Linked DNA regions of Homo sapiens: region 2 is linked to region 1. The links are chromatin loops, found by intact Hi-C in ENCODE. Cell type or tissue: heart right ventricle. All regions are shown on one strand. Links, peaks and the distances in the headings refer to the core of each region. The heading gives the core; the rest is flanking DNA.

What was found. Peaks named below come from ENCODE experiments on the same cell type or tissue, not always from the same donor. Only the 100,000 strongest peaks of a DNase experiment are listed, where the experiment ranks them.
Region 2: it touches region 1 in a loop (2.6-fold over the local background); 3 of 110 quality-filtered maps call a loop at or near these places.

The regions. Positions count from the first base shown.
Region 1 is chr12:93,415,040-93,423,380 of GRCh38, forward strand. All of the region lies in intron 1 of UBE2N (ubiquitin conjugating enzyme E2 N), which reads right to left. Among named protein-coding and RNA genes, the nearest start is that of UBE2N, 23 kb to the right of the region's middle. In heart right ventricle, for the core only: CTCF peaks have their summits at 4,572 (motif pointing left) and 4,582 (motif pointing left); no DNase peak of the experiment used is centred there; H3K27ac peaks cover 3,155 bases.
Region 2 is chr12:93,132,822-93,141,162 of GRCh38, forward strand. The region is part of intron 3 of LOC643339 (a long non-coding RNA gene); the gene reads right to left. Among named protein-coding and RNA genes, the nearest start is that of LINC02412, 37 kb to the right of the region's middle. RefSeq lists an enhancer at 2,570-2,639. In heart right ventricle, for the core only: no CTCF peak of the experiment used is centred there; no DNase peak of the experiment used is centred there; H3K27ac peaks cover 1,726 bases.

The DNA of each region.
Region 1 (8,341 bases), core at 56-8,055:
CAAGGCAGGATGTGCACATTATGGAAGGAAAACAAAAGGAGCCACTCAGGTATGGGGAAAAATAGTCTAACTTCTACTTATATTTATTTTTAACCAGAAAAATGTTCATATTTAAATAAGCTTTTAGGTATGAAAAACAATAAATGAGAACATTTTATTTACACTGCCTTCACCTAAAAAAAAATACATCATAAACTGTTTCATTCCACAAGCTACAGGGCATACGTTAAAAACAACAACAACAAATAACTTCTCTCTCAGCACAGTAATATACTGAAATAGTCATAAGATGTAAATACAAATCAAATGCTTCCCCAAAATGTGTTAATTAAACCCATGGCCATTTTAGGTAATGTCTCTGGTATTTTAAGACTAGTTTTTTGTTTTGATCATGGCGATGTAAGAGCAAGTGAGAAACTGACATGTTCTTTAGGTTCAAACTAAAACATTTTTAGAGTATTAAAAAGCTCAAGAGGCAATAATGAAGCCTCTGACCTTGGGAAGTCCTTTAACATGTGACCAGAACAAAAGAGGCTGGTCTTCATTTTTTAGGAAAAAAGTTAAGATATTAGGGATGAATAGCAGGAGTAGAAAAATGAGAAAATAACTGGATGGTAAAATTCCTTGAATTCTGGGCTCTCCTCACCTCCATCCTTTAATTTTACCCCAGGTCTTCATGTTTTTAGAAAGCCATAAATTGGGTGACTGGAAAAAAAAGAAAGCCAGGGCCCAAGAGTCCCAATCCACCACTCACCAGTTACACAAAGTAGTAGCAGCTCTGTATCTACTATAAAAAGCTACAGAAAGGCCTCCAAAAGCGTATCCCAAAATAGCTTCAAAATCACTCTCAATACACAGTGGCAGAGATAGGTATGGCATTTACTTTCTCATCTTCAGTTCACCCTCAAAATCAGATATTCTTTGTAAAGAATGTACATATTAAGCACATCATGTGACCTGATCAAGCCTAGATTTAATTGGAACACATTCTAAAATAAGCTTTCGTGTGTAGAAAACATTTTGAAATAGTCCTTATAATATATGCTGCTCTCAAGTTCTAATGGACTGACACAAAAACATGCATAATTATTTCACTAAACTGTTGGTTTCCCTAACAAACCCACAGCATAAACTGTGGGAGGGGAAAAAAGGAATAAAATCCAAACTAAATGAAACAAGTCTGAAATGGCAGCATCTGAAAAAGTCTCAACCACAGAAACTGATGTCAACTTTTTTCCTAAAAAGGCAAAAACTGGCTAGGAAATAAAATCTTTCCGGCCACTATTCAACACATGACTAACTAAAATACCTTCTGGTTTTACACTATTCTTTGGTGGAAAGACAGAGTACAGTATGATTTCTTTAAGTGAAGAAGTAAAGGGCTAAAATTCCTACTGTTTCACTTATCTATCTTTTTTTTTTTTTTTGAGACAAGTCTCGCTCTCTTGCCCAGGCTGCAGTGCAGTGGCACGATCTTGGCTCACTGCAACCTCTGCCTCCTGGGTCCAAGTGAGCACCTGGCTAATTTTTGTATTTTTAGCAGAGACAGGGTTTCACCATGTTAGCCAGGCAGGTCTCGAACTCCTGACTTAAAGTGATCTGCCCGCCTCAGCCTCCCAAAGTGCTGGGATTGTAAGCGTGAGGCACCACGCCCGGCCTTATCTATCTTTTGGCACAAATAATTTACATTGCAGGTGGGATGCCATGGTTCACACCTGTAATCCCTGCACTTTGGGAGGCTGAGGCAGGCAGGGGAATCACTTGAGGCTAGGAGTTCCAGACCAAGCTGGGCAAGCATAGTGAGACCCCATCACTACCAAAAAAAAAAAAAAAAAAAAGTTGACAAATGAGATCACATAGGAAGGCCATAGTTGTTTACAGAAAAACAGAATAACCCTTAAATGAATTTTGTGATTCTATTATGTTTAAAAGCAGTCCAAGGATTGAATCCCAAACAGAAGTGAGTTTAGGGCCATGCATAATAGAAAGCACTGTAGACTATGTTCAGGAAATTAGTTAATGTAGACTATGTTCAGGAAGTTAGTTACTAAAATAGACAGGTAAGTTGGTAAAGGAATAGGGTATGGATTTAAATGTCCACAAAATTAAGTCTAAAGGAAGGTATCTCATCTTATAGAACGCATACAATAGTTAATGCTACAAATATTTTTAAAAGGAATCAAATATCACATCAAATTGATCTAATTATCAACAGATCTACTGGGTCTTGAAGAGCAAACCCTAGACTCACACTACTGTAAACTATACTGTAGTTAGTCAATTATAACAACTGACATTCTGTCAACCTATCTCTATTAACCAGGACTCTTATTTTTAAGTTGAAAAATAATTTGTGCTCAGTACGAAGCAATGACAGGTCTTAGATGCTCTTCTGCAAGGCAATGATTGGAGTATGTACAGTAAAATTTTGGGGTAATAAACAGTATTCTTAGAAAAAGTGCTAATTTGTGTGTGAGAAAAGTTGGTCCAGTTAGTAACTATCTATATCCCAGTGCATCCTGTCTACAGTGATTAGGTTTTTTAGAATATTCTCTGAAACACAAAATTGCAATATATGACCAGTAATATCAACTGTAGATCTTTTAGCTCATCTCAAACAAGAGCTGTCTGATAACTCAGTAACTGCCAATTTCATTACTGAAAAATAAGTGTTAAAAAACTGAGTGATGCTTCAATGATACCTACTCTGTAAACTCCAACCTGTCACTACATCTTTAAGCGATTCTAAAATATTAACAAACAGGGTTCTGGACAAAGTTGTGTGTTATAGAAAAAAAATTTAAATAAAGAAAAAAATTATGAAAAATTTGTAAGATAAAACAAACGGGCTCCTTTTTTGGGATCACTAATAAAGCAAGTCAATTCTTCATTATGTACACAACTGTAAGTTACTTATGAGAATCTGCAAGTTCACCCTCTATATATATAAGTGGGCATTTTTATTTATCACTTTTTTTGTAGAGATGGGTTTCTCTATGTTGCCCAGGCTGGTCTCCTGCCTCAAGCAATCTTCCCGCCCTGGCCTCCCAAAGCAATGGGATGACAGACGTGAGCCACCACACTTGGCCCAATAAGTGAGCATTTAAAAAATGTTACCACCAGCCTGGGCAACATAGCAAGACCCCATCTCTGCAAACCAAAAAACTAAAAAAATTAGCTGGGCATGCTGGCATATGACTATAGTCCTAGCGTACTTGGGAGGTTGAGGTGGGAGTACTGCCTGAGCCCAGGAGTTCAAGGTTACAGTTAGCTGTGATCATACCACTGCACCCCAGCCTGGGCGATAGTGAGACCTTGTCTCTTAAAAACAAAACAAAACAAAACAAAAAGTTAATTATCATCAATGGACATTTTCAAGTGCATACCCCTTGCTTCATTTTATCTGTAAGCCCTGTGAATTTTACTACATGATTTTGTATAACATAACATTCTTAGAAACATATAATGTCTCATTATAGTAAAACTGACTGCCTATTTTCTAGCTGGGATTAGAAATAGAACCAAAGTTTTGCTCAAGCTCCCCATTACACTACTTCCTTACAAATCATAAGGCCACCTAGAGATACACTAAGATAAAAATGGCTGATGAGTACTTTTCTCCACAGCACTGCTATCCAACAGAAATATAATACAAGCCACGTAAGTATTTAAAAATTTTCTAGTAGCCAAATAAAAAAGTAAAAAGAAACAAGTAAAATTAATTTTAATATATTTTATCTAAAAATGTATTCAAAATATTATTTCAACATGAAATCAGTATGAAATTAATGATGTATTTTATCTTTTATCATAGCCTTCAATGCCCACTGTGCAAATTACACTTGTAGCACATGTTAATTTAAACTAGTCATATTTCAACTACTCAACAGCCACATGGAATGATTAGTGGCTCCCAAATTAGTCTGGAGAGTGAAACACAAGACAATCATGTTATAATGTTACTGCCTGGTCATTATGAATAATTTAATTTATTTCATATAATAGGTAAAATTTTGTACAGAAACTTTAAAGCATCACTATTTTCCCCTCAAAAAATTCTATACAAAAAGTAATGTCAGGCCGGGCGTGGTGTCTCATGCCTATAATCCCAGCACTTTGGGAGGCCGAGGCGGGCAGATCACCTGAGGTCAGGAGTTCGAGACCAACATGGAGAAACCCTGTCTCTACTAAAAATATAAAATTAGCCAGGCCTCGTGCTGCATGCCTGTAATCCCAGCTACTCGGGAGGCTGAGGCAGGAGAATCACTTGAACCTGGGAGACGGAGGTTGCAGTGAGCCGAGATCGTGCCACTGCACTTCAGCCTGGGCAACAAGAGTGAAACTCCGTCTCAAAAAAAAAAAAAAGTAATGTCAGAACATTTGACATCACTAATAACAGAAATGCATGTAACAACAGTTGCTGTTTGCTACACTCACAAGATTGTGTTTGAAAAAAATTTATGGCAATTTCAAAACACATTAAATGAACAAAAATTAATTCAAACAAGCTAACTGAATGATGAAGTAAAGAGTTCACTGAGGAACTATTTTAATTTTTACAGTACACACTACCCCCTAGTGGACATAAGACATCATCTACTTATTTCACCACCTTTCCTTTGCAAATGAAAAAACTGATGCTCTTAAAAGTTACTGTACCCAAGTTTGCTAAGCTTTTTAAACTTACATTATATGATCACTCCTTGCTTTGGTAAAACCAAACCAAAGTTAGCACCTACCTAAACACGTCCTTGAAAAAGACCTATAGATTCCAACAGTAAATAAAATGAAAATAGCTTAAGAAAACTAATAAAAGCAAACCAAGCAAAGCTAAGACAATTTTGTATTCCCTTTCTGCTTTCACCTCTTGTGCCTATCTTGCTCCTAACCACTTAGACTCCCCCAGATAAGCTAACTGGGTCCATGAGAATTTCCTGAAAATGCCTATCCTAAAGTCAAATGGAGAATAATGATTCTCAAGACACACCCCTCCCTTGTTCTTTCTTTTCCCTTCTACTCCCACATATTTAAATCTCAAAATTTCTTAGGTGGCAGATTCAGAGAAGGAAAAACGGAAGAAAAATCTATTTCTAAGATTCTGCGTACCAAAGACTAAATCTCAGAGTACTTTAGACCAGAGTATTCCTTTTTTGGGAAAAGCTTTATTTATGGGTTGATAGGTAACAAATAGGTAAGTACTCTCTATTCCACTTGAAGTAATAATGAACAGATGGGGCCAGATGACTTGGGCTAGAAATCTCTACATCCTAATTTTTTCCCTCAAACCTAGACCAGATCAATATTTCTGTGAAGCTCAGTGAAAAGGAATGGAGACTTGGGAGCTGGAGGGACTTCTGAAAGTCAAAGTATATATAATCTGAGATACATCAGAATGTATCTCAGGTCTGAATTAGTCTAAAAGTTTCTCCCTTGTACTTCCAGTTTCCTGTTCATTACCACCTCTCCACTTACTGTAACTACGCACAATAACTGCTGGTTTACTTCTCAGACCCTAAACTATTTGAAGAGAGGAACCCCAGCTAGTAAATGGTGGTAAATTCTAAATAAATGCTTGCTTGGTGAACGAACATCTGCAATGCTTAGGTACCACCCAGAGCTGATGAGGAATACTGTATCTGCTGTGTTCATTGGTAAATTCCATCTCAGGAACAGCATTTAAGATTATTCCAATCACTGACAATGACAATGGACAAAAATCAGAATAATCCTACTAACAAATTGTCCCACCAAGAAGAAAAACTGTTAAGCTGAATTCCTTTATTTCTTGTCTATCTTGCCTCCCCAATTCTTCTGCCCACTAAACACATCAGGTTGTATTATAGTCTGTGTATATTTTCCTCCCCACCAGTCTGTAAGCCCCATAAAAGCAGGGACCACATGCAATTATCAAGCACTGTCCCAGATATACAGAGAATCAATAAAAGAAAATCTCGGGTAACAGTTAAGAACAAACTATGCCAAATACTGACTTAAGTGCTACATATGTATTAGCTCATTTAATCCTCATACTCATTTTACAACTGAGAAACAAAGAGTAATCGACCAAAGCTAGTGAATGACAGAGTGAAGATTCAAATCCAAGCTGCTGGGCTCTATTCAGTCTGGTTTCAGGATGTGTTTCTTAATCTTTTTCTTTCTTTTTTTTTTGGGGGGGCTGGGGGGACAGATTCTCACTCTGTCACCCAGGCTGGAGTGCAGTGATACAATCTCAGCTCACTGCAAGCTCCACCTCCCGGGTTCACACCATTCTCCTGCCTCAGCCTCCAGAGTAGCTGGGACTACAGGCACCCACCACCTCGCCCAGCTAAATTTTTTGTATTTTTAGTAGAGACGGAGTTTCACCGTGTTAGCCAGGATGGTCTCGATCTCCTGACCTCGTGATCTGCCGGGCCCGGCCCATGTTTCCTAATCTTGATGGTATACAATAAAGACAATTAACTACATAAGCAGTAAATGTCTAATGTTTGGCAGGGACAGTAAACAGCACGGGAGTTAAAAGGGCTATTTTCAACCCTTCATAATCGTGAAGTGGTGCTTCATGAAAAAGGTAAATTTAAGCCATAATGTCATAAATTTTTTTTTCTTTTTGAACTGGTAACCAGAAAAGTATAGTCTTATTAAGATAAAAATAGGAAAAAAACTGATTTGATTGAAAAATTGGTATATACTATTTTGACTTGGAATTATCAGATGGTAAACCATTTTGCCTATCTTTGATAGTGCATGAGATCAACATGCTCTAAAATGTTTCGTGACTTTGAAATATAAATTTACTTACAAATGTTTACTCATTGCTATTTTGTTCATGGCATTGTGGTATTAAATAACTGGAAGGAAGAGTAAAACTTCTTGGCATCCAGCAGTTTATTTCATTGTGAGTAGTCAAGGTCTTAAGGTACAGGAGGTGTGAGTTAGGATACTATTAATATATGAAGAGCAGAACCAGATTACAGGGCTATTATGTTCTTGTTTATTTCTAAAGACATTTTTAAAGTTTTCTGGAAAGATTAAAAACCTCGTCTCCATCTTTTTTCCCTCTTTGTTTTTTCAAAGATTTCCAAATATTGGCATCACAGCTAAAGATGGTGTCAACTATTCCTTCATAAAACACTCATGAAGTTCTTGGTGGTAAAAATGTCCTTTGAATATTCAGCACTATAATTAGTAGACTCGTGGCAGTCAAGCATCTCCATTTTCTATGGTTCCTGATTTGATGAATGACATAACACTTCATTGCCTGAACTTTTCTTAGCACCAGCTCAAAAAATAAAAATAAGACTTTAGTGATTTAAATAATGTAGCTGTCTATCTTAATGAACTCTGTTATCTCAGGAATGATTTGACAGAGATGTCTCAGAATGCTGAATGAAAAGAAAGGACCTAGCTTAGTAACACAGTTCATTGGGACTGCTGTGTGCCATGGTCCTCGAGGCACTATTAACAAACCTATTGCATATTTTAGGTTCTGGGAGTGGGTATATAACTTAGTAGGTGAGGTAGGAAATGTTCTTCTGTATTCATCTTGAATTAAAATTAGGGAAATTTTTTAAAAGCCTGTTTTATGTGGTGAACACTAAAATAATAAGATTTATTAGCAAAAACCAGTGAACTTGGTTTTTTTCTTTGATCCAGCTTTTATGTAAAAAATGATGTAGATTGTGGGTTTTTTCTTTCATAAAATTTTACTTGTTTTTTTCAAGTTGGTAATTCATTTCAGGCCCTTATGTGTAATTTTAGTCATTTGTCTATGTTAACTATTAAACAATGTTAAAAATTCCCCCACTCATTCATATGTTCCTTTAGCTCCCACTCTTTAGTATAATGTTGGAGCTGGGAGATAAGAAAATTGTAAAAATTTTAAGTAACTTGTAGAAAAAGAAAAACTTACCCGTGGTCACACAAAAGGACTGCCTGGAAGCATTTAGGGCAAAATGAGGTTGGTAGTATGCATCCAGCACTTCTTGCGCATCACAAGCAAAGAAATAACCCATTCTGGAGAGAACTGCAGTAGTTACCACTAAGACAGCAGCAGAGTTCTAGTGGTAGCATTCTGCGCTTGACATCAATAATCACACCGCACACACTGTAGAATGTGTTGCACACAGTGTGAGCACTGAAATCATCGTGATGTGATTCTGAAGTTTGTTCCTGGCTCCCTCTTTTCTTTGGCCCTCCTGAAGAATGTGTGAGGTAACTAATAACTCTTAATATCATTTCTGCTTAAACTAGCCAAAGCTGGCTTCTGTTGGTTGCTAAAATGAAGTCTAAACTCAATAGGAAAGGAAGTGAAGAAAAGGTTAAGAGTTAGCAGACCAAGGCA
Region 2 (8,341 bases), core at 37-8,036, 280 kb before region 1:
GATGAAGCCCACAGCAGCAGACCATTCGCATACATTTTGGAGGAAAAAGTTAGTATTGTTGGCTCATGCGTATAATCCCAACACTTTGGGAGGCCAAGGTGCGAGGATCACTTGAGCCCAGGAGTTTGAAACCAACCTGGGCAACATAGTGAGACCCCCATCTCTACAAAAAATTTAAAAATTAGCCGAGTGTGGTGGCACAGGCCCGTAGTCCCAGTTACTTGGGAGGCTGAGGTGGGAGGATCACCTGAGCCTCAGAGGTCAGCCTGCAGAGAACCACTATTGTGCTACTGCTCTCCAACCTGGGCAACAGAACAAGACCCTGTCTCAAAATAATAATAATAATAATATTGTTTGTGCCCCAATTAAAGAGGACTGACAGTTAGGAACATAAACCTAATTATAAACATAATAAGCATAAGTCTAATTATAGCCAACACCATAGACATCTCAATTGGTTCAGCTTACACAATTCTGAATGACAAATTAAAGTTGAACAAACTTTTCACTGGATAGGTAACAAAACCACTGCACTCAGATCAGCTGCAGACAAGAGCAGAGCTTTCAATGGAATTTTTAAAGAAGTGGGATCGAGATCCTGAAGCATTTCATTTAAGGATTGTAATAGGAGATGAAACACGGCATTACCAGTATGATCCTGAAGATGAAGCCCAATCAGAGCAATGGCTACCAGGAGGTGGAAAGGGTTCAGTCAAAGAAAAAGCAGACTGGTCAAGAGCAAAGGTCATGGTAACAATTTTTGAAGATTCTCAAAGCATTTTGCTGTTGACTTTCTGGAAGGCCAAAGAATGATAACATCTGCTTCTTATGAGGGTGTTTTGAGAAAGCCAAAACTTTAGCAGAAAAAATCCAAGGAAAGCTTCACCGGAGAGTCCTTCTCCACCGTGACAATACTCCTGTTCATTCGTCTCATCAAACGAGGACGATTTTGTGAGTTTCAGTGGGAAATCCTTAGACATCCAACGTACAATCCTGATTTGACTCCTTCTGACTTTTTGTTTTCTAATCTTAAGAAATATTTAAAGAATACCCATTTTTCTTCAGTTAATAAGGTAAAAAAGATTACATTGATATGGTTAAATTCCCAGGACCCTCAGTTCTTTAGGGATGCACTAAATGGCCATCACTGCTTACAAAAGTGTCTTGAACTTGATGGAGCTTATGTTGAGAAATAATTTTATATTTTTATTTTTATCTTTTAATTTTTTCCATAAACTTTTTGAAGTCCCCTAATGCAGCAGTCACCAACGTTTTTGTCACCAGGGACCAGTTTCGTGGAACACCATTTTTCCACGGACCAGCATGGGTGGAGGGCAGTTTTGGGATGAAACTGTTCCACCTCAGATCATCAGGCATTAATTAGATTCTCATAAGGAGTGCACAACCTGGACCCCTCACATGGGCAGTTCCCAACAGGGTTCACACTCCCATAAGAATCTAATGCCCGCTAATCTGACAGGAGGCAGAGCTCATTCGCTTACCTATTACCTTCTGCTGTACGGCCTGGTTCTTAATAGGCCATGGACCAGTACCAGTCTGCTGCCTGGGGATTGGGGCCCCCTGCCCTAGTGTGTGTGTGTGTGTGTGTGTGTGCGCGTGTGTGTGTGTGTGTGTGTGTGTGTGTATTGTGTGTGTGTATTCCCCTCCCCTTCCTTACATATACTCTAACATTCTTCAGTGAAACTTAACAGATATTGTGAAGTTTGCTGCAAATCTGTACAGCTGCACTATATTTCATAATATGAGTGTCCCATAATTTACCCAGCCTCTTCTGAATAGACATAATGGTGGTTTTCAGTTTTTTACTTCCACAAACATACTTTTGCACATATGTATGACTAGGACTACAGAATCAATTCCTTAAAGTGGAATTACAGAATCAGAGGATATGTGAGTTTTCATTCTGATAGACATTGCCAAATGGTGACACTTAACTTTTGATGAGAACTGCCAAAAGTAAAGTATTTGTTCGTGCCAGAAACAGAGTGAAGATAGCATTTTATTTTAAAGTTTAATACCTCAGGCAAGCAAGTAGCACATTTATTCATGAAACTCATTTGCCCCTGTCTTGCCCACCTAAAGCACATACACATTGTTATGAACCCATTCAAAATATACTTGTGACAACAGCTTACTCAATGAGGAACTTGCTAGAAATTTCGTATCACCAAATTGTGTGAGTATTTGTCGCAATGGGGTTAGCTTGCACGCTCTCTACTTTGCCCTGGCTGTGTTTACTACCTTTCATGGCCCTGGTCAGTTAGTAACACTGTCTTGTTTTTCTTTTGTAACCAAAGGTCAGTTTGTGACCCTGCTCCACTCCCCACCTCCTCTGCCTTAGTTTCTTCTTGCCTTAGTTTCCTCATAAGAGTAACCAGTCTTAAAGTGTCAGGGCAGGCACATTACTGATGTATCAGTGAAGAGCCCCTGGGCACAATGGAACTTGAATTTGATTTTCTATTACCTGTGAGGGTGAGTTAGTAAGCAGACAGCCTTGTACTCTGTTCAGCGGCTTCCCTTGCTGCCTTTCTATAATGAAAAAAGCAGAGACCCAGAACATTCTCCCGTTTCTCTAGTGTTTACCCAACACACACTCTGTGCTACCATCCCCATTTGTGGCTTCTTTCCTATTTGCTCTTGTAACATGAGAAACAGTGTGGAGGTTTTATGCTTGTTTTGTAACCAGCTATAACCATTTCCTTTTCTCTGCCTCTGATTATAAACACATTTCCTTCCTGGTAACCATTGAAAATCTATATCTGACCAGGTTGAAACCAAATGAAGTCATTTTGGTTCCATTGGTGACAACCAATTAAATATAATTCTGTTTACATTTAGAATGGGTTGTAAATTTAAGAAAATGATTTAAGCCCTACTTAAAATATTTTTTGGCTCATAAAACCATGAAATCATTTCTGTAATATGAGTAATCAAGAAGCTTCATATTTACATTTACCTTTAAATTGCTCTAAAAGAGCCAGAGACTGGACATTAAAAACAAACAAACAAAAGATTCAGAGTCTGCAAGGAAGCTATTTCACTATCCCCATGCTGCGAGCTGGTTAAGCTCTTTAGCTCAGATAGCCCTATTTTCTCAGGGAGCAATGGAAAAAACAGATCTCCTACTTAAAAATAACAGTAAAAACAAGAAACACACTGCACTATATTGGTAAACCTCAAACTCACGTAAGTCAGTTACCTGCCCCGATGGGAGTTTAGAAGTTGGTGCTACTACTCTTAGTACTGCCATAAGATGTCACCAGAAAACAGGACCCTGAGTTCTAGGAAAAGGGATAAGAATGGACAACAGGTGGGAGCCACCAAACTATTCCAGGCCGGATGACAGAAACCTTAAAAGAAAAGTTCCAAATACAATTAACTGACCAAACCCCTCCACACAGTGGAGAGGCTTCATAATCAATAAAGACAACTTCCCACCTCTGAGCACTTACAACAAAGATGCAGATGTATCTTTGGCAGTGGACTTTTTTTTATTGAGTTCTATCTCCTTTTCTTCACAAGCATGTATTAAGCAAGTTTTATGTGTTATACTTTCACTGGGTGTTGTGCAAAGACTAAAAAGTCATCAGCTCTGCCCCATAGTGGGTGGTTGTTAAATGTTGTTAAATGAATGGATCTGTGAATATATGCATGTGTGAATGAATGAATAAATAAAGCTTATAATATGGTTATGGGAGAAAACACAGCTTTAATTTTCTGTTACTTGTCAGGGTGGTGTGTACAGAACACAGTGGTATGCGTGACCAGTTCTACCCAGGGTAGTGTGGCAAGATCTCAGACTTGAGGTGACAATTGAATGGGCGTTGGTCAGATGAAAGGAGTTTAACGTAGACAAGTAAAAGACCACAGAATGAGCAAAAGCCTAAAGCAGAGATCAACAAACTACAGCCTGTGGACCAAATCCCATCTGCTGCCTGTTTTTGTAAATAAAGTTTTATTTGGGCAGAGCCATGCTCATGCATTTATATTTTTTCCATGGCTGCTTTCACACTACAATAGCAGCATTGAGTAGTTGCAACAGAGACCACATGACCCAGGAAACCAAAAATATTAACTATCTGGCCGTTTACAAGTAAATGTCTGCCGCCCTCTGGCCTAGAGATATGAAAGAGCTGAATATTCAGGAACCTGTAGGGAAGTCGTAATAGCTGAAACTTGTAGTCCAAAAAGGGGCTCAGTGAGAGAAGAGACAAAACGGTGATCAGAGGCCAACCCTGAAGGTTCTTCTGTGCCATATTAAGAAATTCAGTTTTGCCATCGCATGTTCTCACTCATAGGTGGGAAATGAACAATGAGAACACTTCGACACAGGAAGGGGGACATCACACACCGGGGCCTGTTCTGGGGTGGGGGAAGTGGGGAGGGATAGCATTAGGAGATATACCTAATGTAAATGACGAGTTAATGGGTGCAGCACACCAACATGGCACATATATGCATATGTAACAAACCTGCATGTTGTGCACGTGTACCCTAGAACTTAAAGTATAATAATACAGAAAAAAAAGAAATTCAGTTTTGCTCCTTTAGGAAATGGGTAACAAGAGCAATTTTGCTTTTAGAAATATCTCTCAGGGATCAGGATAGACGAGAGAGATGCAAGTTTGCAGCAGGAGATCAGCTCTCCAAACTTCACATCTTATAAATTCCTTGATTCAACAAACATTGAAAAGCTTAATGCTGTCATTATGCCTCTTGCTCTATCCTTGGGAAACAGAACCTGGCACACAGACATGCCCAATCAATATTTATTGAATAAAGGAATTAAGGAAAGAAAAAAGACAATATTGTAATGGCATCATTATTAAATGGTTTTCTGAATAGGCTGCCTCTGCTATGAGACAAATAGCTGAGATTCTCACAGATTTCCAGTTTCCATACTAGCAGGCATTGAGATCCAGGCAAAAGGAGGTTAATAGTGAAACACAAGCCAGAGAGAAATTCCTCCCCTTCATCTCTGGTGCCAACATCATCAAATACCAGTCACTGGCCAAACCTGTGTTTATTCCATGCCCTGTGGCCTAATGAGAGGGGATGGGACAAGAAGCAGCTCTGCTAATAACTGTCATGAAAATAATAATATCACTTGGCTGTATGCGGCAACTTTCATTGGAAGCTCTTGAATCAATTTTTTCCTCTTGCATAACTATTATTTCCATTTTATTTCCACTAAAGGAGAAGCCAAACCACAGAGTGGTTGTGACTTGCCCAAGGTCATGGAGCAAATCAGAAGAGCAGTTTTTAAAAGCTGAGAAGGATATCAGGGGATGTAAAATCCAGTTGCCTTCCCAGCCTAGAATGGGCTGGGTTCATGACTCAGTAAGACACATGGCGTTACCTAAGCTCAGTGTCTCTGAAAATGAGTCACACTAAGGGAGACTCAGGGCCTGAGGGGCTGTGTCAGACATACGTTTTCAGTAGTCACTCATTGTCCCTGCCCATCAGATTTTAACGTCTGTCACCGAAGCCCATCACAGACAGGGCCTCTTGGGAGGTTTAGCCTATGGAACTGGGAAGGTCTGCCTTGGGGGTGTCTGTCTTTTCTGGATGTTTACCCAGCTGTCAGTTCCTATGAAGCCCAGGTCTCCCCATTCCATTATCCATCAGGAGCCCATGGCTGGGGTAGCTGTGGCTTCCACTCGGTCCATGATGATTCTGGTGTTTGCCTGTTGTCCCAGCATAATTACTAATAAATCTTTTTTTTACTCTAAAAAAATGCCCCAGTTTGGACCATAAATTAATTATATGGTCACTCTAACTGACAAATCAGGAAGCACCTATGCAGAAACCAAAAGCCCTCTTTTCATCATGATGATTCTATCTCAGCCACTTTTGTTTCATGGACCTAGAATCTTGAACTTACAATAGGCCCAAACTCCCAGTCAGTTAAGGAATCTCCTCTGAGCTATGTAAATGCTCCTGGTCATAGAGTTAGCTACACAGCCCATAGACCAGTTAATTACTAATTGTGAATAATCACTTCCTTACCTTGTACCAAAATCTGCCTTCCATATCTTTTATACAATGATCTTAGCACTATTCTCAAGAAGCTGAAAAGTCAATTCTCCCTCCTGTCCCATAAGAGAGCCCCCTTAAGTCCTCCGTTGTACAGCCCAAACACCACCAACCATCAGGAACAAATTCTAAACAGCATTTAGGAATGTAGCTTTGGAGTCAGACATACCTGGATTCGGATCTGGGCTCCATCACTCCCTAGCTAGATAGCCTTTGGTAAATACTTAACTTCTCCAATTTCACTTTCTTTGTCTGTAAATTTTGAACAAACATTAACTACTTAAGCTAGGCATGACTGGTTATGGAACCAATAGCTAGTTCTCCTTTCTTTCTTACTAACAAGGGGCTCACTTAAATGCTCTTGGATTACCCAACTTCCTTGCAGCTAGATGTGGTCATGCAACACAGTTCTGGACAAGGAGCTGCAAGTGGAGGTACCAGCTGGAGTTTCTGAGAAAGCCTGTTAGAGGGCACACATCCAGCTTGCATTCACCTTGTCAGTTTGTGCTACTTAGCTTCTCCCTTCTTTCAAATACTTCCTGCCTAAAAATTAGTTGTGAAGCACAAAATAGAACAGCTATGCTGCATACATGAGGAAGCAAGCCTCCAGCAAAAGAGACTGGGTTCTTGATGGCACCATGGGGCCTGCATACTCACTCTGAAGTGCTTACAGCTGGACTTCCTATTACATGAGAAAAATAAATCCCTCCATTGGTTAAACCATTGAAATTGGGTTTCTGCCACTTGCAGTCAAATGAATCCTAAATGACACATACTTCAGAAGGTTGTTTTGAACATAAAATGAACTTACTACAGTGCCCAGCACAAAACATATAGTGAATGGTTTGCTATTATCACTATCATAATTATTATCATTGCTACTCATTGCCATAGACCTTAGAGAGAGGGGCAAGAACATGTAGCTATAGCAATCCTTCCAACCTCTGATAGCACCAGTACAAAAATATCTGTGATCTCTTAAGCACACACAAAAAAGTCAGTTGCTGATGTTTTGACAAGTGCATCTCTGTTAGTGGCTAATGAAGCCAGTTCTTCAAAGCACCAGATCCCGAGAGCACAAAGAAATGAAATTCCACCTGGCTGGCAGGTCAGGGAGCAAGTTCTTTCCTGTAGTGAAGGGTGCGCCTGGTTTCCTCTCTGGACAGGGGATCCATCCATATTGTATAGTGCATTTCCTGGAAGTGCTGTCTTCTCTGAACGACAAGCAAAGCACAACACCTTAAGGATGTCATTATTTCATGGAAAGAGAGTTTCTGCTCAGAAACCAAAGCCACACCTAAAACCAGCTGAGCATAGGAGCACATGTTCAAATGGAGCACTGGGAAGTGGAATTAGCTTTCTATAACCTCACTGAAGCATCTGCCAAGATCAGACAAGGATGGGACTAGCTATACATTCTTCCCTGGAGTCCATCAAGCCACAGATTTGGGTTCACGGGGGCCTATCATGGTATTCATCCCACCTCCACCTACTCCCTACTGCACTCTGCAGATATAAAGAGTGGTGAAGTGGGAAAAAAAAAAAAAAAAACAACAAGACAAAACAAAACATCATAAATTTCAGAGTTCAACAGACCTAGGGTTCAAATTCCAGTGGGTCACTTCTAAACTGGGTACCTTTGGACAGACCATTTGCCCTTTCTGAGCTGCAGTTTTTGTATCTGTAAAACAGATAAGAGTTTCACAAGTTTGCAGAGGATTGAAGGAGAAAGTCTGTGTGGCAGTACCTGGTACAGGGTTATCATGAGTCCTTCTTTCCCTATCAGCAGGATGGTCTTGGCTGACTTTTTGTATTCATCACCCAAGCCCAAGGAGTGGACCCAGCTCAGGTCACTGCCACCAAGGGCAGCTCGTTTGTTGCCTTCTACCCCGTGCATCATCATCCAAGTTTTTGGGCCACACTTGGGGAGCCAAAGCCTTCTCCAAAGCTGAGGTCATAAAGCAGAAAAAGACAAAGCTCTGCTTTCAGAGAGCAGGTTTGGTTGGCAGTGAGCAAACCACCTCTCTATAGCCAATCTGCCCTTGGGTATGGGAGTGAGTCCCCAGTAAATCCAGCAAAAAGTGGCTGGCCCGCTCAGCCCTCCCACCTACCACAGCCACGCGCAACACCTGGACAAAGATCTAAGGCCTGGGAAGCAGCTTTGCCCAGCCTCTCCATCTCCGGGCACAGCCCCCTTGGGGCACAGCCTCAGGCAGGATGGAATATGACAGTCACAAGATTCACACCTCAAGCCACAAAACATATTCTTCTCCCAACGTCACCT